Regions from separate parts of the Homo sapiens genome. Here region 2 is linked to region 1. The links are chromatin loops, found by intact Hi-C in ENCODE. Cell type or tissue: endothelial cell of umbilical vein. All regions are shown on one strand. Each heading gives the region's core, and the rest is flanking DNA. Links, peaks and the distances in the headings are about the cores only.

Region 1 (10,473 bases), core at 1-8,000:
GGCTCACTGCAACATCCGCCTCCCGGGTTCAAGCAGTTCTCCTGCCTCAGCCTCCCGAGTAGCTGGGACTATAGGCGTGCGCCACCACGCCCAACTAATTTTTGTATTTCTGGTAGAGACGGGTTTTCTCCATGTTGGCCAGGCTGGTCTTGAACTCCTGACCTCAGATGATCCACCCGCTTTGGCCTCCCAAAGTGCTGGAATTACAGGCGTGAGCCACTGTGCCTGGCCTGGATTTTATATGAATGAGAAACAACCTCCTGTTGGGTGATCCACTGAGATTTGGGGGTTCATCCGTTCCAGCAGCTAACATCACTGTCATTAATACAACCAGCATCCGGTAAGGGAACTACAGCCCCCAGCAGCCACTGAGAGGGACTGGTTCCCTGAAGGCAGTGAGGAGACTACATCTCCCAGCATGCAATGAGGGTGCTGATGGTATTTCCCTACTGGAAGAAGCTTTGCAGAGTGTCCTTTCCCTTCTTTGGTTTTCCTCCTACCTCTCTGTCACCTCTTCCTCTGCCTCCTTTGCTGGCCCTTCTTCCTCAGCCAGAATTCTAAATTCTAAACACTAGGAGTGCCTTACTGTTCTCTTCTCTATTCCTCTCTCCCTGGTGATCTCAACCAGGCCCATGAGTTTAAATACTGTCTCCCATGCTATCCAATAGGGTGGCTGTTAGCCACTCATAACTATTCAAATTAAAATTAAATAAAATTTATCCTGAATCAAGGACCAGAGGAAAAAAATGTTAAATAGAATTTAAAACTTAGTTTTCTGGGTGCACTAACCACTTGTCAAGTACTCAACAGCCACATGTGGCTTGTGGCTTTCAAATCGGACAGAGCAGCTATAGAACAGCTTCATCTTTGCTGAAAGTTTTATTGAACAGTGCTGGATATGTTAATGGCTCCTGTCCTCAGTCACAACCTCTCATGTGAGCTCCAGACAAATCTATCCTCCAGCCTTTTTTTTTTTTTTTTTTTTTTTTTGAGACAGAGTCTTCCTCTGTTGCCCAGGCTGGAGTGCAATGGCACCATCTTCACTCACTGCAACCTCTGCCTCCTGGGTTCAAGCAATTCTCCTGCCTCAGCCTTCTGAGTAGCTGGGATTACAGGCACATGCCACCACACCCAGCTAATTTTTGTATTTTTAGTAGAGACAGGGTTTCACCATGTTGGCCAAGCTGGTCTCGAACTTCTGAACTCAAGTGATCTGCCTGCCTCGGCTTCCCAAAGTGCTGGGATTACAGGTGTGAGCCACCATGCCTGGCCCCTATCCTCCTTTTTATTCAATATCTCCTCTTGGATTTCCAAGGTGTCTCAAAATTAGCATGTCAAAAACAGATTGCTCGATCTTTCCCCTATCTCAAGACTGTTCCCTATTCTCTCTCTCTCTCTCTCTCTCTCTCTCTCTCTCTCTCTCGTAAAGGAGTAAAGAATCTTTTTTTTTTTTTTTTTTTTTTTTGAGACGGAGTCTTGCTCTGTCGCCCAGGCCGGACTGCGGACCGCAGTGGCGCAATCTCGGCTCACTGAAAGCTCCGCTTCCCGGGTTCACGCCATTCTCCTGCCTCAGCCTCCCGAGTAGCTGGGACTACAGGCGCCCGCCACTGCGCCCGGCTAATTTTTTGTATTTTTAGTAGAGACGGGGTTTCACCTTGTTAGCCAGGATGGTCTCGATCTCCTGACCTCATGATCCACCCGCCTCGGCCTCCCAAAGTGCTGGGATTACAGGCATGAGCCACCGCGCCCGGCCAGGAGTAAAGAATCTTAAGGAATAAAGAGCAGCTGCCTTTTTTTTCCTCTCTCTCTCATTCACCCTGATGCTCAGGCCCCAAACCTAAATCATCCTTTCCCTTTCTTTCCCTCACACATTCAGCCATCTCCAAGTCTTCTTAGCTCTACGTTCAAAGATAGCTCCAGTTGTCCACTCCTCACTGCCATCACTGTCACAACTCTCATTGTCACCCTTTCTTGCCCAGCTATCTACAACTTTCCCACCCATCTCTGTTTTCTTTTCTCTCTTTCTTTCTTTCTTTCTTTCTTTCTTTCTTTCTTTCTTTCTTTCTTTCTTTCCTTCTCTTTCTCTCTTTCTTTCAAGTTTCGCTCTGTTGTCCAGGCTGGAATGCAGTGGCGAGATCTCGCCTCACTGCAACCTCCACCTCCTGAGTTCAAGCAATTCTCCTGCCTCAGCCTCCCAAGTAGCTGGGATTACATGCATGCACCACCATGCCAAGCTCATTTTTGTATTTTTAGTAGAGGGAGGTTTCACCATGTTGGCCAGGCTGGTATCAAACTCCTCACCTCAAGTGATCCACCCGCCTTGGCCTCCCAAAGTGGTGGGATTCCAGGCATGAGCCACTGCGCCCAGCCTATCTTTGTTTTCAATCTTGCATCTTCCAGTCTATTCTCCAAACAGCAGCCAGAGTGATTGTTTCAAAATATTAATTGGATCACATCCCTTCTCAATTGAAAACCTTCCAGTGATTCTACCTCAGAATCAAAGCCAAAGTCCTCACCGTGGCCCCAAGGCCCTGCGTGAACTGGCCCCCGTTGCTTCTCTGACCTCATCTCCTGCCACCCCAATCCCCCAGTGGGCTCCAGCCACACTCCCTTCTTGCTCTTCCTCAAATACATCAAGCTCCTTCCTGCTTCAAGGGCTTTGTCCTTTGTTGTTGCCTCTCCTGGGGACACTTTTCCCTACCTCCTCCATGCCAGACCTCCACCTGACACCTCCAGCTCAGGTGTCACCGCCTCAGGGAGGCCTCCCCTGACTGCCATCTATTGAAACTCCATCCTCAGTCATTACAACATCCTGTGTTGATTTCCTCCAGGACAGCCGGATTTTACTGTTACTGGTTTTGTCTGTCTCACCATTAAAATGCAAGCTCTATAAGGCAGGGACCTTGTCTCCCTCTCTTTTTTTCCCCCCCCCTCTAGAACTGTATTCCCTAGGAATTAAAACAGCCCTGGCACAGAATCAGCTCTCAATAAATCTTCCTGTAATGCAATGAGAACAGCAAGTGGGCTTTCTCCCTAGGCGCACAGGGGATACTGCAGTTGTCCTGAGGGAATGAGTTCTTTTTGTTTATTGTTTTTTTTTTTTTTTTGAGAACAGTCTCACTCTGTCCCCCAGGCTGGAGTGCAGTGGCAAGATCTCGGCTCACTGCAATCTCGGCTCACTGCAACCTCCGCCTCCCAGGTTCAAGCGATTACTCCTGCCTCAGCCTCCTGAGTAGCTGGGATTACAGGCATGCGCCACCATGCCCGGCTAATTTTCATATTTTCAGCAGAGATGGGGTTTCTCCATGTTGGCCAGGCTGGCCTCAAACTCCTGGCCTCAGGTGATCTGCCCGCCTCGGCCTCCCAAAGTGCTGGGATTACAGGTGTGAGCCAGTGCACCTGGCCGGAAATGAGGTCTTATTGTAATGCAAGGAGAACCTCTTCCTTCAGCAGGTGGAGGTGTGCTGAGGGGACCACATTCCCAGCATTCAGTGGGGCACAGATGGAGCTGTGAAGATCATTCTTTCTTCCATCCAGGGGCAGCACGGGGACTACATTTCCCAGAATGCTATGGGCGTACACTGAGCCGACCGCAGTGCCCAGCGGACAATGAAACAGAGAGGACCACACTTCTCAGCAGCAATGAAGGCACGAGGGATCACGTCTTTTGAGTATGCCTTGGAAGTGGCAGTTAAGAAATAAGTTCGCCTCCCAGGGCATCTACCTACAAATCTCTGAAAAGTACCATGCCAAGGAGAACAAGAAAGTTGGACAGAGGTCCTTCCCAGAATGCTCTGGACAGGAGAGGACTACGAGCCTCTGCATACAACAGTGATGCAGTCACACAGCCACAGGCCCGCACAGCAGGGAATGGGCAGATTGAATGAAGCTCCACCTCTGGGTTGCGCTGGCCCCACCTCTGGAGAGGCCCCGCCCCTTCTCAGGCCCCACCTCCTAGCTGACCCATTCTCAATCCACAGAGCAGGCTTGGTCCAATTCTCTCCTTCTCTACCAGAGGTCCGCTACAACTGGCCCCTTCTGTGCCCTTGGGAGTCAGGCCTTTCTCCAGGCTCTGGCCAGCTCCAGCCTCTACCATCCCTTCCCAGCAGGCTCCTGGCTTTGATCTGTCATTGGCTGGGTCGGCCTCCACCATAAGCCTTCATCCTCCTGCCCATCCTCTGGACTCTCGCTTTCCACACCTCACAGCGGGGTATGCCCCTTCTCAAACCCTACTCTCAGGACCGGCTTCCTCCCTAGACCCACCCCTTTATTAGAGTGCTTAGGCCCCGCCCCTCGCTGGCCCCGCCCCCAACTGGCTAGCCCCGCCCCCTTTTCTGACTCACTCCTTCCCTGACTGGCCTCGCACCAAATCTCAATTCCTTGCTTCCTGGTTCTACCCCTTGCCCGTCCTCCTCTCTCTAATGACTCTTCCTCTTTTCCGACTTCCACTTAGAAGATGGCTCCTCCATCCCTGGCTGACTTCTAGACCCTATGCTCTACCGGCCGAACGCCTCCCCAAACTCTGTCCTTGGTACCTGATACCTCTGATACTTCCTAGCTGCCACCTCTCCACTAGACTTCGCCCCTTTCTTTCTGAACTCCATTCCTTTTCTTTTTCTTTTGGACAGAGTCTCACTGTGTCGCCCAGGCTGGAGTGCAGTGGCACGATCTCGGCTCACCGCAGCCTCCGCCTCCCGGATTCAAGCAATTCTCTTGCCTCACCCTCCCGAGTAGTTGGGATTACAGGCGCCCGCCACAACGCCCGGCTAATTTTTGTATATTTAGTAGAGACGGGGTTTCACCATGTTGGCCAGGCTGGTCTCAAACTCCTGTGACCTCAAGTGATCCGCCGGCCTCGGCTTTCCAAAGCGCTGGGATTACAGGCGTGAGCCACCGCGCCCAGGCCCATTCCTTTTCAACTGACTTCTTCCTGTGCTGATCCTAGGTCCCACCCCTCCCTCAGATTTTGCCATTTGGGGCTAGTCCCTTTTCGTTCCCAGCCCCTAACCCTTCCCTCGACTCGCCTTTACTACAGACCCTTACCTGCAATGAATGGGCCCACGTCCTCCCTATACTCTGATCATCGAGGACTGGCCTCTTTCTGACCCTAAAGGCCCAGCTTACCCTATAGACCAGCCCCCTCCAAGTCAGCCCCGCCTCTAATCTAGCCCTAAGCCCTGCCTACCATCTGGGCCCACCTTGTCCCAGACTCGGACCCACAGGACAGTCCCCGCCCCCTCTAGGCCCCGCCCCCGCTGGCTGTCCCAGTCCCGCCCCTCAGCGGCTGTCCCCGCCCCTCCTGTGGCCCCGCCCCGCCCCGGTCGCGCGCACCTTGGGCGTGAGCACGAGCGCGGCGCCGCCGTGCACGGCCACGATGGGCAGCGAGGTCTGCGCCGACAGGAAGTCGAGGATGGGCGCGACGGCGGGCGCGCGCGAGTCGTCTTCGAAGACCACGCCGTGCACGCGCAACCCCGACAGCAGGTCGCAGAGCTGCAGCACGAGGCTGCGCGGGTCCGAGCCGTTGAGCACCAGCGCCACGGGCCGCACGTCTAGGCCCGGGCTGCGCACCGCCGCCGCCACGGCCGGGCCCAGGCGTGCCGCCTCGGCCGCGTACGCGGGCCCCGAGAACACGAGCGCCACGTTGAGCGGCCGCGCCCCGCCGAGGCCGCCGCCGGGCCCACCGGCCCCGCCCGGCCCCGGCGCCTCCTCCGGGAACGGGCTGGCGCAGGCCAGCGCCAGCAGCAGCAGCATCTTAGCGGGGCCCCGAGGGCCGCGGGGGCCACCGGCGCCGCGCATCGCCTGCGGGCCCCGCCGGGCGGCCTCTGAGCGCCCGGGCCGGGAGAGACGGGGAGGAGAGGGAGGCACAGACGGGAGACGCAGGGACAGGGAGACGAGATAAAGAGACGCACAGAGGAGGAGATGCAGCGAGGGACAGGCGCCGAGATGGGGAGGACAGGGAGCGGTCGGGGTGATGGAACAGAGGGAGAGACAGGAACGGAGGACGAGAGAGATGGAAGGGAGAGAGACAGAGGGAGAGAGAAATGGAGGAGAGACAGAGGGAGAGACGGGCAGAGGTAGAGAGAGATGGAGGGGAGAGAGAGGGGGAGACGGAGAGAGAGAGATGGAGGAGAGACAGGCAGAGACAGAGGGAGAGACAGACACAGCAGAGGGAGGTGGAAGGGAGAGGTGGGGAAGAAACACCAGAGGAAGAGGTGAAACAGGGAGAGACGCAGAGATAGGGCGAGACAGAGATAGGAAGAAGTGGAGTATGGGATTGGGGGAGACGCAAAGACGAGGGTGGATAATGGGGTCAGGGGAAGATACAGAGGTAAGAGGGGAGAGAGAGGAAGATAGACAAGGTGGGGATGGGGACACCCACAGAGATGGGATCAAGATAGGAGCAGAGAGAGGCCCAGGGAGACGGGGAGGGAAAGAGCGGCAGGAAGAAGGAGAGAGACGGAAGCAGCAGAGACGGGGAGAAGACGGAGAGAGAGAGGACGGAGTGACAGAAACAGGAATGAGGGAGGCCCAGGGAGAGGATGATAGAGGCGGGAAGAGATGCAGGAAGGCGGGAGAGATAAGCGAGGCAAGAAAGTTGGACAGAGAAGAAGACAGCAAGGCAGGAAGAGGGAGACAGAGACCCCAAGGCCACCAAGAGACACGCGCACATAAAGGATGGGGAAACAATTGAGATTGAGGGAGGCAGGCAGAGCGGAGCGAAAACAGGAGGACAGAAATAGCGAAGCAAGGCCAAGATCGGGACCCCCACCAGGGAGGTGCCCAGTACAGACATGAAAGTAAGGCGGGGAAGGCGAGTGGCAGGAGGGAGCAGAAATAAAAGGGAGGAAAAGGGAGAGAAAAAATGAGAGGGAAAAGGGGTCAGGTGTGTGGGGAGAGAAAGAGAGAAATTAGTGGGGCACCCCAAGGAGAGAAAATCCCCACATGACCTTACTCCTCACCCTGACCACAACCCCTAACCCATTTTGTCCCCTTAGTCCTGTCCCCATCCCCTCATTCTCAAAGCAAGGGAGTCATGGCCCCATCTGGGATGTGGGGTTGGGGGGCACAGCTGTGGAGAGCTGGGTGGGGTGGGTGTGGGGGTCCCTGGCACCCAGCCCAGAGCAATTTGGTAAATTAGAGGAAATACAGCCTCTCTTCCTGTGCCCCCTGTTGAATACTAGCCGCCTGGGGTGGTTGGGCTGGGAGCCAGGCTCCTGGGTCCTGCCTGGGACTGAGGGAGGAGGGCACTGGGAGTCTGGACTCCTGGTTCCCAGAGAAGGACTGGAGTCCGCACTAGGGGCTTCCAGAAGGGGTGAGGGTCCAGACAAGGAAGGGTTCTCTCCTGGCTGTCATGCTCCTGTCTGGTTGCCATGGTAGCGCAGGCCTCGTCCACCCCACAGACAGCCAGGGCGGGGGAAAGGTCCACCACCCCTCCCCTGCCTCGAGGCCACAGCCCGTCCCCTCTGCCCACCACCTCACCTTCCCAGAGATCTCGGGCCCCTGTCTCCCCAGGGAAGGGGTTGGGGGCTCCTAGTATGCCCATCCCTCCCCGATCCTGGCTTCTCTTCGCTCCTCCTTTCCATTGCCCTTCCCCAAGCAGCTGGCTCAATCAGCGCTCAGAATAACCCCCCCACTCCGCCCCAAAATAACCCACAGCTGTGGCCTGGCCCCCGCGGGGTTAACACTCACGCTCCCCTCCATTCCCAGTGGCTGCTCACCCTCCAGCCCCTCCTCTGCCTCTCCCAGACCCACCCCTACCTGGCTTCTGCTCTTAGGGACCCCGCGTCCCACTCCCTACTGAGGCCCAGGAGGGCAGCCCCCGGCCCCACCCTTCTCACGGGGGCTGCATGCTCAGTTCCTAACCACAGGGATTAGGGAGAGCAGCCTCCCCCACTCCAGGGCCTGAGGAGGGGCATCCCCAGTCCTCCAGGACTCTGAAGGCCCAACCCCCAGAACCCACGCCCTCAGGGATCACAGAGTCCAGCCTCTGGACAACCCCCCGCTCCCCCCGCCTCCATCTCTACCTCCTCATGAGCCTCCGTTTCCACTTCCATCTGCATAGGGCTAAAGTCCCCAACACTCATCTCCTGCCCTGTCAGGGACTCAGGAGACTGAGCTCCCAGCCTGCCTTCCTCAGACGGAAGCGCTATCCCCTACCTCCTCCCGTAAAGACCCAGGAGTCCTTCTGGCAGCCCCTTCCTCCCCCAGGCCTTGGGAGTCTGGGCATTCGGTCCTGTTCTTTCCCAGGACCCAGGAGGCCAGGCCCCTCCTGCCCCAAGACTCTGGAACTCCAGTGCCCAGCCTCCTCTCCCTGCAGGAACCAAGAGTCCAGGTCCCCAGCTCCCCTCTTCCCCCAAGGACCCAGGAGTCCGGGTTCCGGCTCCTGTCCTCCCTTAAGGATCCCCTTTTGGTTTCAAACCCTATCCTTCCCAACATCCTGGGTGCCCCCCCACCGAGCTCTGGCCTCCCTAGTCACCCCACTTAGATCCTGTACATAGCACAGCCTGTCCCCAAGCGGGGAGGAGGAGGAGGGTGCCAGAAATTCCTAGGGTGTCCCTGTCTTCATTGCCCCCCACAGCATCCAACAGAGAAGAGAGGAGCGGCCACTTCGATCAACAGCTCCCCCCACAACCTCGAGTTGTGCTGCAGACGGCATCCCGTTTCCTCCCCCCTCACCTCCCAACACACACACACAACATCGGTCTCTCCCCACCCGAATCCTGATGCTTGGAAGAGGCTGGAAGGGTGTTCCAGAACCTTGAGGAAGGGGTGGGAGCTTGGGGCGAGGGGTGCTGGGGGCCTGGATGCCCTCAAGGTCCTTGGCGGGGGTATTAATAGCAGACTCATAGCTCTGACATGGGAGGGGAGAGCGAGAGGAGAGAGGGAGAGGACCGGCTCGCGATGGGGGGACTGATGCAGGGAGGGGGGTACAGGGAGAAGGTGAGATAGAGAGATGGAGGCACAGGGATATGGGGCATCAGGTATGTGGGGATGGGGAGAGGGAGCCAAGTGTCAGAGAAATGGGGGCGTGAAAGGTCTGAGGTGTAGGGACTCAGGAAAAAGGGGCTCAGAGAGGGAGAGAGAGAGGGTGGAGGAGAGTCCCTGAGGGACAGGGGAGCTAGGTGGGGGTCAAGACCCCTGCCCACCGTTCAAACCCCCTCCCTCCACGAGGCTTCTTGCCAACTTCCTCTGTCCTAGATTTGGGGGTCCACATTCCCACCACCATCCCTGCATCCCCTGTCCCCGCCTTACCTTTTCATGACCCTGTTCTGTTGGGGGGATGGCGGGGGGGCCAGGACCGGAACCCGGCGTCCAGCGACCCCAAGATTCCGAGGAGGGCTCAGAGAGCCGATGTCGGGGGGCAGGCCCCGGGGCGGCGGCAGTGGTGGTGGCGGCAGCAGCGGCAGCCCGGACCTCCTGTCTGTCCCTGGCTCCGTCTCTCCTTCCTCTTCCTTGGTCCTGTCCTGCCCTGTCTCTCCCCCAAGGTTGCGGCCACCTGGACTAGGCGAGGACGTGGCTACACATGTTGCTCTGGAAGTTGGGCCCCGGACATTGCAGAGGCTGTCGGGGTGTCCTCTTGCCGCCCCGACCCCGTGGGGATCCCCCCTCCGCCCACCCGGGGTGCCCCCCTCTGCCGCTTCAGCCCCGGCTCCTCCCCCCTTTCCATGTGTCCAGTCCCGCCTCTCCCTGGCTCACTCGCACCCCCGCTTTGTGCCCTCAGCCCCCCCACCCCCCCTTCCAGCGTCTGTGTCTATCTGTCTGTCTGGGTCACCTCTGAAGCTAGTGGCTGGTGTGTGCGTGTGAGGAGCGGGAGATTGCCTGCTTGGGGAACTGCTTGCCCCTTCCTCGCTTGGCCACCTCTAGACCCCCCCTTGACTCCCCCACTCTCAAACACAGGCAGAAACACACATACACTCACGCACACACGCACGATCTCACTTCCCTGGGATTCCCCCTCAACACCCCCAGAGCTTGAGGAGGGACACACACACAGACACACACACACAGAGTGGGGGGTCTAATGGGGGCCAGGCTGCCACTGCTGATAGGGGCTGTTTGGACAGACAGGAGGACACAGGCAGCCGGGGACGCCCAGACGCCTGGCCGGACGCAGGCAGGAGGCACAGAACCCAGGTACACACCATCCATCTGGGTTTGGGGGGGCCGGGGGGAAGGAGCGGGAGCCCCACGACACCCAGGCAGGCAGCTCAGGGTCGGTACAGACAGACAGACCCCTCCCTCCCTCCGCCGCCGCAGCGCTTACAGACACACCCCCCCTCCACCAGCCAGCCCCAGACACCCGGACACACAGATCCTCACCGGGCAGATGGCAGACGCTCGAGAGACCCCTGGGGGCCGGGCCGACCTACCCAGGCAACACCCCCAGCAGGCACCGGTGGCCGAGGGAGGCTGCGGGAGGCTGCGGGCGAGGGTGGCGGCGGCGGCCGCGGCTTGGAGGAGCTGGAGCGGGAG
Region 2 (11,000 bases), core at 701-8,700, 81 kb before region 1:
AGCGGGAACAGCATGTGCAAAGACCCAGGGGTCGGACCGTGCTGGGAGCACTGGAGGAACAGCAGGAGGCCCAGTGGCTGGAGCAGAGGGGAGAAGAGGGGTAGGTGAGGACAGAGAGGGAACAGAGCAGATCTTTTGGGCCATGGTGGGTGAGGGCTTTGCTTTTCCGCTGAGTGACCTAGAAGCCATGAGGCTGTCCCCCTAGTAATTTCATTTCTCTGTCTCCTCTGTCCATCCTCAGGCCCCGTGGAGAATTGATTCCCCGAAGACCCGACCCCGCTGCACCCTCAGAAGAGGGGTTGAGAATGGAATCCTCTGTGGATGACGGCGCCACTGCCACCACCGCAGACGCCGCCTCTGGGGAGGCCCCCGAGGCTGGGCCCTCCCCCTCCCACTCCCCTACCATGTGCCAAACGGGAGGCCCCGGGCCCCCGCCCCCCAGCCCCCCAGATGGCTCCCCTGACCCCCCTGACCCCCTCGGAGCCAAATGAGGCAGGAATCCCCCCGCCCCTCCATAGAGAGCCGCCTTTCTCGGAACTGAACTGAACTCTTTTGGGCCTGGAGCCCCTCGACACAGCGGAGGTCCCTCCTCACCCACTCCTGGCCCAAGACAGGGGCCGCAGGCTTCGGGGACCCGGACCCCCCATTTCGCGTCTCCCCTTTCCCTCCCCAGCCCGGCCCCTGGAGGGGCCTCTGGTTCAAACCTTCGCGTGGCATTTTCACATTATTTAAAAAAGACAAAAACAACTTTTTGGAGGAACACGGGGCCTGTGCGTATTTCGCGAGGTGAGGAGGGGAGGATGCAGGGAGCGAGTGCGACCCTGAGAAGTCCCATCCTCACAGCCTGGCCCGCATGGCAGATGGGACATCGGATGCTCAGAGAAGCGGAAACTCCCGCACAGTGGCGGAGGCCCGGCTTCTCTGCTTCTCCAGATCCCGGCTCTGCGCCTGGGGTTTGCATCGCCCAACCTTGGCCGCTGCAGCAGCAGCACTGCTGGCTCAAGAGGCCATAAGGATGAAGCAAGAGAATCGCTCGAACCCAGGAGACGGAGGTTGCAGTGAGCCAAGATCGTGCCACTGCATTCCAGCCTGGGCGACAGAGTGAGACTCCATCTCAAAAAAAAAAAACAAAAAACAAACAAACAAAAAACCATAAGGAGCCCACTGGGGTTGGGTGGGAAGGTGCAGGCTGCGGTCAGAGCCACGTTTCTGCAAGGTGGCCCGCGGTGGTGGCCAGACGCTATCCCAGGGCCAGGGGCTAGTGGGGCAGGGGCTCAGAAATGAGCTGCTCATGCCCACACTGGATCACGATCACATCCCACCCACCTCAGGTCGGCACTGCCTGTTCCTTGAAGTTCAGGGTCTACCTCCCCACCCAGCGTGGTGCTGCCTCAGTTTACCTGTTTTTCCATGCGACCGCCCACCTCGCTGACATTCTCATCCCTTGTCTTTACCCTAACCGCACCTATCTGTGTGGCTCTCTCTCATTTCCAACATTCTGGCTCCCTGTCTCACCCTGCCCCAGTTTTGGTCTCCAACTGATCTGGAGTTTTCCTGTCTCCCCATCTGAGTCTCTTGCTCTTGGCCTCCTCCTCCCTGTCTAATTCTATTTCGATGTTTTTGTCTCGAGTTCCTCCCTGCCTCCACATTTTTCTCCTTGTCTGTGTCTCCCTGTCACCTCCTCCTGTCTCGATTATGTCCTTCTGCCTTGTGCTTTTGTCTCTATTTCCTTTTTTTTATGAGACGGAGTCTCAGTCTGTTACCCAGGCTGGAGTGCAGTGGGGCGATCTTGGCTCACTGCAGTCCTCCTGGGTTCAAGTGATTCTCCTGCCTCAGCCTCCCAAGTAGCTGGAATGACAGGTGCCTGCCTCCAGGCCCAGGTAATTTTTATATTTTTAGTAGAGACGGGGTTACACCATGTTGGCCAGGCTGATCTCGAACTCATGACCTCAAGTGATCTGCCTGCCTTGGCCTCCCAAAGTGTTGGGATTACAGGCGTGAGCCACCACGCCAGGCTGTCTCTATTTCTTGTTCTCGGTTTCTCCCGGATTCTGTTTTGACTCTGTCTTTTTCCCTCTGACCGGGTTTGTCTTTGTGGCTCTGATCTCTTGGCCTTGACCTGTCCCCCATCACCTTGGTACCAGGTTCACTGGTGTATTTGCGGGATGTAGTCTGGATGCGGGGAGAGGGAAGGAGCAAGGGGTGGGAACCCAGCCCCTTCCCTCTGTTAGGGAGGCTGTAGTGTAGACTCTGGCCTCGGAGTTAAGGTGATGGCGGCATTAGGGTCACATGTGAGTCCTGGGGGATTGGGGAAAGGGAGAGAGAGGATAAGGTTTTAGCTTCTTCCCAATAAGTCCTGCTGGGAGACTTGGTGGTGCTTGAAGTGATCCTGAGACACCTGCCACAGGGTGGGTGGGTGCTGCATGAACCAAGGCAGCGGGGGGAAGGTGAGAGCTGGACTTTCTGGGTCTGAGGGAGGAAGGGCTGGTGACTGGGGGCAGGACTTCTGGGTCTGAGGGAGGAGGGGGCTGGGCCTGAACTCCTGGATCTGAGGGAGGAGGGGCTGGGGGCCTGGACTCCTGGGCCTTAGGGAGGAAAGACCAGGGCCTAGACTCCTGGGTCTGAGGGAGGAGGGGCTGGGGGCCTGGACTCCTGGGTCTCAGGGAGGAGGGGCTGGGGGCCTGGACTCCCGGGTGTGAGGGAGGAGGGGCTGAAGCCTGGACTCCCGGGTCTGAGGGAGGAGGGGCTGGGGGCCTGGACTCCCGGGTCTGAGGGAGGAGGGGCTGGGGGCCTGGACTCCCGGGTCTGAGGGAGGAGGGGCTGGGGGCCTGGACTCCCGGGTCTGAGGGAGGAGGGGCTGGGGGCCTGGACTCCCGGGTCTGAGGGAGGAGGGGCTGGGGGCCTGGACTCCCGGGTCTGAGGGAGGAGGGGATGGGGGCCTGGACTCCCGGGTCTGAGGGAGGAGGGGATGGGGGCCTGGACTCCCGGGTCTGAGGGAGGAGGGGATGGGGGTCTGGACTCCTGGGTCTCAAGGAGGAGGAGATGGGGGCCTGGACTCCTGGGTCTGAGGGAGGAGGGGATGGGGGCCTGGACTCCTGGGTCTGAGGGAGGAGGGGATGGGGGTCTGGACTCCTGGGTCTCAGGGAGGAGGAGATGGGGGCCTGGACTCCTGGGTCTGAGGGAGGAGGGGATGGGGGCCTGGACTCCTGGGTCTGAGGGAGGAAGGGCTGGGGCCTGGACTTCTGGGTCTGAGGGAGGAGGGGCCGGGGTCCCCAACTCCTGGGTCTGAGGGAAGAAGGGGCTGGGCCTGGACTCCTGGGTCTGAGGGAGGAGTGGTTAGTTATCTAGGGCTGACATAACAAAGTACCTCAAAATTAGTGGCTTAAATCACAAAAACTGAAGGTCTCCCAGTGCTGGAGGTCAGAAGTCTGAGATGAGGGTGTCAGCCCTGGCTGCTCCTGAGGCTGTGAGGGAGGATGAGTCCCCGGTCTCTGGCTTCTGAGGGTGTGCCGGCAGCTTTGGTTTTCCTCGGTTTGTAGAGGCGTCACCCCAATCTCTGCCTTCACCTCCACATGGTGTCATTTCTGTGTGTCTGGGTCTCTGTACAAACTTTTATAAGACACACATCCTATTGGATTAGGGCCCACATGAATGACCTCATCTGAACTAATTATATCTGCAATGACCTTATTTCCTAATCAGATCACATTCTGAGATGCTGGGGGTTAGGATTTTAATATAAAGTTTTTTGTGGGGGTGGGGGAGACACAATTTGATCCGTGCTGAGTCCATTTTGTGTTGCTCTGACAGAAGACCTGAGGCTGGGTCTTTATAAAGGAAGAGGTTGATTTGGCTCAGATTCTGATGGCTGGAAGGTTCAAGACTGGGCAGGTGCACTCACTGAGGACCTCCCTCATCCCTGAGGCTGCTGCTGCTTCTGGGGGAGGGCAGAAGGATGCAGCTGTGTGCACAGAGATCACATGGTGCTGAAGGAAGCAAGGGAGAGAAAACCAAATTCCCAAATTCCCAAGGGTGAGCACTCACTCACCCCTTAAGGCAGGCATTAATCTATCCATGAGGACTCCACCTCCAAGACCACACAGCTCCTTATGAGGCCCCACATCCCAACACCTGCCACACTGGGGCTCGAATCTCAACATGAATTTTAGTGAGGACAAACGATATCCAAACCATTGCCACCCAAAAGAAGTGGGCTGAGGCCTGGCGCGGTGGCTCACACCTGTAATCCCAGCACTTTGGGAGGCTGAGACAGATGGATCGCCTGAGGTCAGGAGTTCGAGACCAGCTTGGCCAATATGGTGAAACCCCGTCTCTACTAAAAATACAAAAATTAGCTGGGTACGGTGGCTCACATCTGTAATCCCAGCTACTCGGGAAGCTGAGGCAGGGGAATCGCTTGCACCTGGGAGGTGGAGGTTGCAGTAAGCCGAGATGGCGCCATTGCACTCCAGTCTAGGGCACAAAGTGAGACTCCCTCTCAAAAACAAAACAAAACAAAACAAAAAACAAAAAAAAAAACCTACAAAAAAAATCAGAAGCGTGCTGGGAGCTTGGGGGTCCTGGGCGAGGAGGGAGCCGGACGCAAAATCCTCAGGTCCTGGGGGAAGATGGACTGTGGGCAATGCTGAAGGTCAGTGTGACGTGATGCAGCCTGGCTGGAATGTTCCACAGGCATCTCCAGCTTAATTTGGTCAAAACGGAATGCCTGATTTCCCCTTAAATACTCCCTTTCGACCACCTCAGTCATGGCACCGTCATTCACCAGCTGCGGCGGCTCTCAGCAAGTCCTTTTGGCTCCTCTTTCAAGACTCCTAGCGTGGCCCAACGTTCTCCACCTCCACAGCCACGCCATCCTGCACCGCACAGCTTCCTCTCACCTCCCCGCTCGCCTCCAAATTATTCTCCCTGAAGCAGCCAGGGGCCCCTCCTGCAACCTCAATCCAAACACGTCAGGCCCCTGCCTCCTGCCCTTGCACGGCTTCCATCTGCTAAGAATCCAGCCAGAGGCCCTCCTGGGGCGGCCCAGGCCCCACGCGACCGGCCGCCTGCCTCTGCCCTCCCCTCCCGCCGCACTCCCCTCTTCGCCACCAGCGGGCTCCGCGCCTCTTCCTGCCTCTGCCTGCCACGGAGCCGGCCGCCCTGCATGCAGTTCATCCGGGGAGGCGGCAGGAAAGGGTGACATAGTGGCGGGACCCGCTGTTTACCCTGGGACCTCATCTCCCACGACCTTCTTGGGTCGATGACTCCGTTTCCCTGGCACCTGTGGGAAAGAGAAGTGGGGAATTCTATTTTCTCATTTGGAACTCCATTTCCCACCAGCCCCCGGGGCCGCGGCGGTCAAAGCCTCCTCTACCCTCCACAAAAGTACGGGATCTGACTAAGAAAAAGAAGACAAACGCCGCCACGGAGTCTCGGGAAACTGCGACGCCCGGAAAAACCTCGGGTCTGGGTCACCGTGGCTTTGGCGCCGCACAGCCTGCCGATAACTGTAGTCCACCTTCCCGCGGAGGGGCGCAGGGTACCCCCACCGCGGGGGCCTTCAGGCCGGCAGGTGCCTGTGGCCAAGGGCGGGACAGGGATCAAAGCCCGAAATTCCGAAGCGCCGCATCCCATCGGAGAGCTCAAAAGCGAACACAGCGGGCAGGAGGGACTACAACTCGCGGCACGCCTCGGGGCCACAGGCGCCTCTCCCACCCGCGTCCCGGTCCCTGCTGGGACTTGTAGTTTGTTAACTAAAGAGCGCCTCAGCTTCAAAGGCGGGCATGGGAGAGTGACATGGGACCTCCCAATCCGCCATCGCACCCTGCTCGGGATCCACGAGCCCTTGTTCTTTGGGGACACCACACATACCCCAACTGGAGGGCAAAAGGTCACAGACCTTAGCCCAGGATTCAGGGGTACCCCACATGCCAAGACTTCACCTTCATAGAGGCGATCCTCGAATTTCTTTGGCTGTCAAGAATCCCAGGAAAGACGTTCAGAACGCAGGTCCTCAGCCCTATCCTTGACACAAAATGTCCTCCAAAGGAGGCTGATCCTTTGAGAACAGACAAGCCTGGCTCTGGCACTGGCCCACAGTCCTGCCCTCTTAGCCCGATCTAAGGCTGCCCAGCCCTTCAGGACATCCCATCAGCAAGGCCCTTGCAGGACATGGGCCACCTCCCCACTCATCCTTCCCTGACCCTCCCTGAGGTGGTCGCATGTTCTTCCAGCTCCAGGTTGTCCTCAAAGCCCTGGCCCAGCTCACAACCTCACCAGCTTCATCTCCTGCCCCTCAAAGACCTCAAGCCCCATGAAAGCAACGATGGGAACTAGCTGATGGCTGTAGCGTAACTGGCTGATGGCTGTCAAGTAACTTCTAGAATGAATGCTAGACCTTGACCCTGAATCCCTGCATTCTAAACTCTGTCCCCGGCCAATTCCAACTCCAGACTCCCACCATATTAACCTTCTCCCTTTACTCCACTCCTGCTGGGCTCGGGGTGAAACCAGAACAGACCCACCGGGACAGCCCAGGCAGCACCCAGAGACAGGCGGGTCCAGGCCCCTGTCCAGGGAAACAGGCTGGCTCCACGGAGCACCTCGACTCTGTCAACCCCAAGAAATGAGGGGGTCAGCAGGCCAAGTGGTTAAATAATTAATAAGATTACCAACAGCGTGTTAATTACAAAGAACAGTGAGGAGCTAGAGGTGGTGAATTTTCCAAACAGGGAACCAGGATCCACAGCCCCAAGGCCCAGGGGTCCGGCCACCCAGGCGGGGCAGCTCCGTAATAAATAATGGAGTTGGGGGCAGGGGGTCAGGGCTGCTCCTGCTTCTTCTTGACTGAAATCCGCTTCTTTCTCGCTGCCAGCATCTCATAGAAGGGGTCCACACTCACAGCCGCCCTGCAGAAGGGGAGGGGTCCCAGGATGAGGGCCAAGGAGTCCAGGCCTCCAGCCCCTCCTCCCTCATACCCAGGAGGAGTCTCAGACCCCCGGCCCCTCCTCCCTCAGACCCAGGAGTCCAGGCCCCCGGCCCCTCCTCCCTCAGACCCAGCAGTCCAGGCCCCCGGCCCCTCCTCCCTCAGACCCAGGAGTCCAGGCCCCCGGCCCCTCCTCCCTCACACCCAGGAGTCCAGGCCCCCGGCCCCTCCTCCGTCAGACCCAGGAGTCCAGGCCCCCGGCCCCTCCTCCGTCAGACCCAGGGGTCCAGGCCCCCGGCCCCTCCTCCGTCAGACCCAGGTGTCCAGGCCCCTGCCCCTCCTCCGTCAGACCCAGGAGTCCAGGCCCCAGCCCCTCCTCCGTCAGACCCAGGCGTCCAGGCCCCAGCCCCTCCTCCATCAGACCCAGGCATCCAGGCCCCTGCCCCTCCTCCATCAGACCCAGGAGTCCAGGCCCCAGCCCCTCCTCCATCAGGCCCAGGAGTCCAGGCTCACTGGATGGACTTGATCCACTCGTCCTTCTCCTCCTGCGTGGGGGCCGAGATCCGGTACACCATGTGGTTTCCCTCCACCACTCGGCCGTCCGCCTCAGTTTTGCAGGCTTTGATGAGCTGCCCCTTGTTGTTGGGGATGTAAAGTTCAAAGCAGTTCTGGGGACGAGAGAGGAAGGGCGCAGGTAAGAACCAGCCCTGGGCAGAGGAGGCCCCGCCCTGGCAGGAAGGTGTACAGAGAGGGTCTTACCGGTTTCCGGGGGTCGTCCACCTCTCGGATGCTCAGATTCTCCAGGGGGATGATTCCTCGGGGCTCCTTGTCCTGAAGAAGCAAGGTGGACAGAACTCAGACTTCCAAGTCCTCACCCCACCCCACCTCCCTCAGCCCCAGGAGTCCAGGCTCCCAGCCACTCCGCCCAGGACCCCAGAGCCCGGGTCGGGTCACGCTCACCGTGGTGTACTCAAAGTAGTAGAGGCAGTTGTCTGTGAGGATAAACCAGCGCCGCTTCCACGTCTTCACCCGGCCCCCTGAAAGGGAAGGGGTGGGAGGGGGCCTGGGCTCAACAGGGGGACAGGGCCTCTGGGAGATGGGAGGGGCGTGAGAAGCAGAGCAAGAGCGGTAGAGGTGGGGCTCCTGGGGCCTAGACAAAGCCGCTGCGTTGGGGGAGACAGACAAGCAGGGCCAGGCATGTTGGGGCTCCAGGAATCGTCCACCCCCAGCTTGGGGCTCCACATTTTCTGAGTCTGTCAGTCCCAGCCCAGGAGCCTGAGCCCCCAGCCCCCTCCTCCTGTGGGCAGGAGGCCAGGGCGCCAGGGCGCCAGGGCAGCCCCCTCCCCTCGTCTAGTGATGGGAGACAAAGACAGGTCGTGTACCTACCTCCTGGGGCAGACAGCGAGAAAGCAGGCAGGACCAGGTGCAGGAGAAGGGAAGGCGGGAGAATGGAGCACCCCCAAGAGCCGCAGGCGACAGAAACAGGGTGGGCACAGGGAGGGGTGCGCAGGGGCAGGACAGAGAGGCAAACACAGGAGAGAGGGAAAGACGCAGAGAGGAGGGGAGGGAGAGAGAGGGAAGAAAACCAGTTACATCCACGAGGGTGGGGATGGCCGGGGCTCCTCCCTCCCAGAGAGGCCAAGGGCCATGAGCCCCGGGTGGCAGCCTTGAAAACCCCTTGCTTCGGTACAGGGCCCCAGCCTACCCCCTAGGGTCTGTCCTAGGCCAGGAGCATCCTCCCTTGACATGGTAAAAGTGCCTCTGCCCTGGAGGAGGCCCCCACAGGACAGAAGGCAAAACCCCCAGCCCTTGGTCTGAGGTGGGTGTGAGGGCCCATCTCAGCTCCTGCACAAACTGGCTGTGTGACCTCAGGGCACTCTCTTGGACTCTCTGGACTCCAGCCTGGAGACTCACTCGGGCCTACACCTTCCTGTGGCAAAATGACCTGCTGCTGGCTTCCTTGTGGGCCCAGGGTTAAACAATGACAGTAAGAATGGCTTTTATTAGGCATGGAGTAGCAACCACCATCACCAATCTCCACTCCTGTATTTCCATCTTTTAAGGAAGGGGTCCCTCTAACTGGCACAAAGGGAACAGAGGCCCTTTGGTCAGAGATGTCCCTGGGGCTGGGCAGCCTTAGGTGGGGCTCAGAACCAAACTGAGGCGTGAGCCTCTGGGAAATGGGAAAGTTACTGCTCACAGGAGCAGTTTTTGTTTTGTTTTGTTTTTTTGAGACTGTCTCGCTCTGTCGTCCAGGCTGGATTTGCAATGGTGTGATCTCGGCTCACTGCAAGCTCCACCTCCTGGGTTCAAGCAATTCTTGTGCCTCAGCCTCCCAAGTAGCTGGGATTACAGGTGCCTGCCACCACGCCCGGCTAATTTTTGTATTTTTAGTAGAGACGGGGTTTCACCATGTTGGCCAGGCTGGTCTCAAACTCCTGACCTCAAGTGATCTGCCTGCCTCAGCCTCCCAAAGTGCTGGGATTACAGGCCTGAGCCACCGTGCCTGGCCTGACAGCAGTTTTGAGGGAAGCAGTTCCTCGTGATGCTGGCGCCTTCCTGCTTCTCTTTCTGGCCCGCTCACTGCCAGGGGCACCTCGAGGACTCTCAATTTCCCCCAGCAGTCTGCCTCCCTTGGATCGAATGCAGGGATCTGGACTGGGGTGTTGGCTGGACAGTGATTTGCATGTTTTATTTTATAGAGACGGGGTCTCGCTCTGTTGCCCAGGCTGGACTGCAGTGGCGCAACCATGACTCACTGAAGCCTCGACCACTTGAGCTCAAACAATCCTCCCACATCACCATGCCTGGCTAATTTTTTTATTTTTTGTAGAGATGGGGGGTATCATTATATTGCCCAGGTTGGTCTCAAACTCCTGACCTCTAACAATCCTCCTGCCTTGTCCTCCCAAAGTGCTGAAATTACAGGGGTGGGCCCCTGTGCCCTGCCTGACTTGTGTATTTTACATTTACCAGGAAACCCTGGCATCTGTTGAGGTGGTGATGCCCTGGTTTAAGAGCACAGTTCCACATGGGGAGGCCCCCAAGACTCAGAGGCCAAAGCTGCCCTGTCCAACCTCCTTCCAAGAAGCCTGACCTTGACTCCCTTCACTGAGCTGAAAGCTTCCTGTGGGCTCTCCTGCTGCCGCGGGAAGCCTCCACTGCTGTGCTGGACTGTAACTGCCCAGATGTGTCTCTCTGGAGCAGCTGTGCACCGTGTCTCCATTATAAACCACATCTAACACGCAGGTGGCACCTACTGTTACCAGGCACGGCTCCAGGCCAGTAGCTCTCAACCTTGACTATGCATTGGGAGCACCCGAGGAGCTTAAACGATGACTGATGGCCCTTCTGCTCCTGAGAGCCTGACTTCAGGAGTCTATGGCCCAGCCACCGGAGTTTTCGAGTTGCCCAGGCAAATCTCATGTACAGCCAGGGCTGAGAACCACTCTAGTCCTTGTGCTAACCCCTCATCATGCTACGATCCTGTCTGATCCATGCTAACCGACCTTGAATGTGCCAGTGCCACGTGTTATGACGAAGACTCCCCCCTCCATCTCTGCTGGGTTTCCCGACTCATCTGCACCAGCCCTGGCTATTCCCTCCACAGCTGGAAGCCAGAATCTGGGACAGGTTTCCTGGCCTGTTTGGCTCTTTTCTGCCTGTGGGTGGTGTTTCGGGAAGGATGGCACCTGGATCAGCCAAGTGCTCTGGGCCTGATGCCTCGGAGTGCGGGGTCAGTCCTGCCTGGAACCCTGGGAGTTCTTGCCAAGGGGAATAGATTCCAGGGGTTTGGCTCCCTCGGGCTGGGTTAACGCAGTGGAAAGAAGCCTGAGTGAACTCTTCTCCCACGAAAGGACAATGTCAGCTGCCTCTCACTGCCTCCTCAGCCCAGCTCAGGGCCTGGCACAGAAGGGCTCCATCAACATTTGTGGGTCAAGAGAAGGGGTTGGGAAGTACTTACTACAGGCCAGGCCCAGCACACAGGCCTGATTTTATTTTCAGCCCCATTTTTTGGGTGTGGAAAACTGAGGTTCAGAGAGGTCGAATCATTTGCCTCAGTTCAGGCAGCAGG

Evidence for each region. A loop is a pair of places that touch in the nucleus more often than their neighbours do. Peaks named below come from ENCODE experiments on the same cell type or tissue, not always from the same donor. Only the 100,000 strongest peaks of a DNase experiment are listed, where the experiment ranks them.
Region 2: it touches region 1 in a loop (3-fold over the local background); 15 of 110 quality-filtered maps call a loop at or near these places.

Annotation. Positions count from the first base shown.
Region 1 is chr19:48,393,716-48,404,188 of GRCh38, reverse strand. GRIN2D (glutamate ionotropic receptor NMDA type subunit 2D) reads right to left here. Exons shown (of 14, transcript NM_000836.4): 1 at 10,321-10,473; 2 at 9,253-9,531; 3 at 5,332-5,822. The coding sequence starts at 5,796. It also overlaps a transcript of KDELR1 not described here. Among named protein-coding and RNA genes, the nearest start is that of GRIN2D, 5.3 kb to the right of the region's middle. RefSeq lists enhancers at 263-557, 2,964-3,505 and silencers at 5,215-5,434, 5,595-5,694, 7,950-8,133. In endothelial cell of umbilical vein, for the core only: no CTCF peak of the experiment used is centred there; DNase peaks (open chromatin) are centred at 388, 3,748, 4,348 and 5,358; H3K4me3 peaks cover 1,084 bases; H3K27me3 peaks cover 512 bases.
Region 2 is chr19:48,475,031-48,486,030 of GRCh38, reverse strand. It overlaps CYTH2 (cytohesin 2), which reads right to left. Exons shown (of 12, transcript NM_004228.7): 9 at 7,886-7,962; 10 at 7,685-7,756; 11 at 7,439-7,593; 12 at 3,717-6,908. The coding sequence ends at 6,821. LMTK3 (lemur tyrosine kinase 3) reads left to right here. Exons shown (of 15, transcript NM_001388485.1): 15 at 242-760. The coding sequence ends at 258. Among named protein-coding and RNA genes, the nearest start is that of CYTH2, 11 kb to the right of the region's middle. In endothelial cell of umbilical vein, for the core only: no CTCF peak of the experiment used is centred there; a DNase peak (open chromatin) is centred at 5,270; H3K4me3 peaks cover 827 bases; H3K27ac peaks cover 1,085 bases.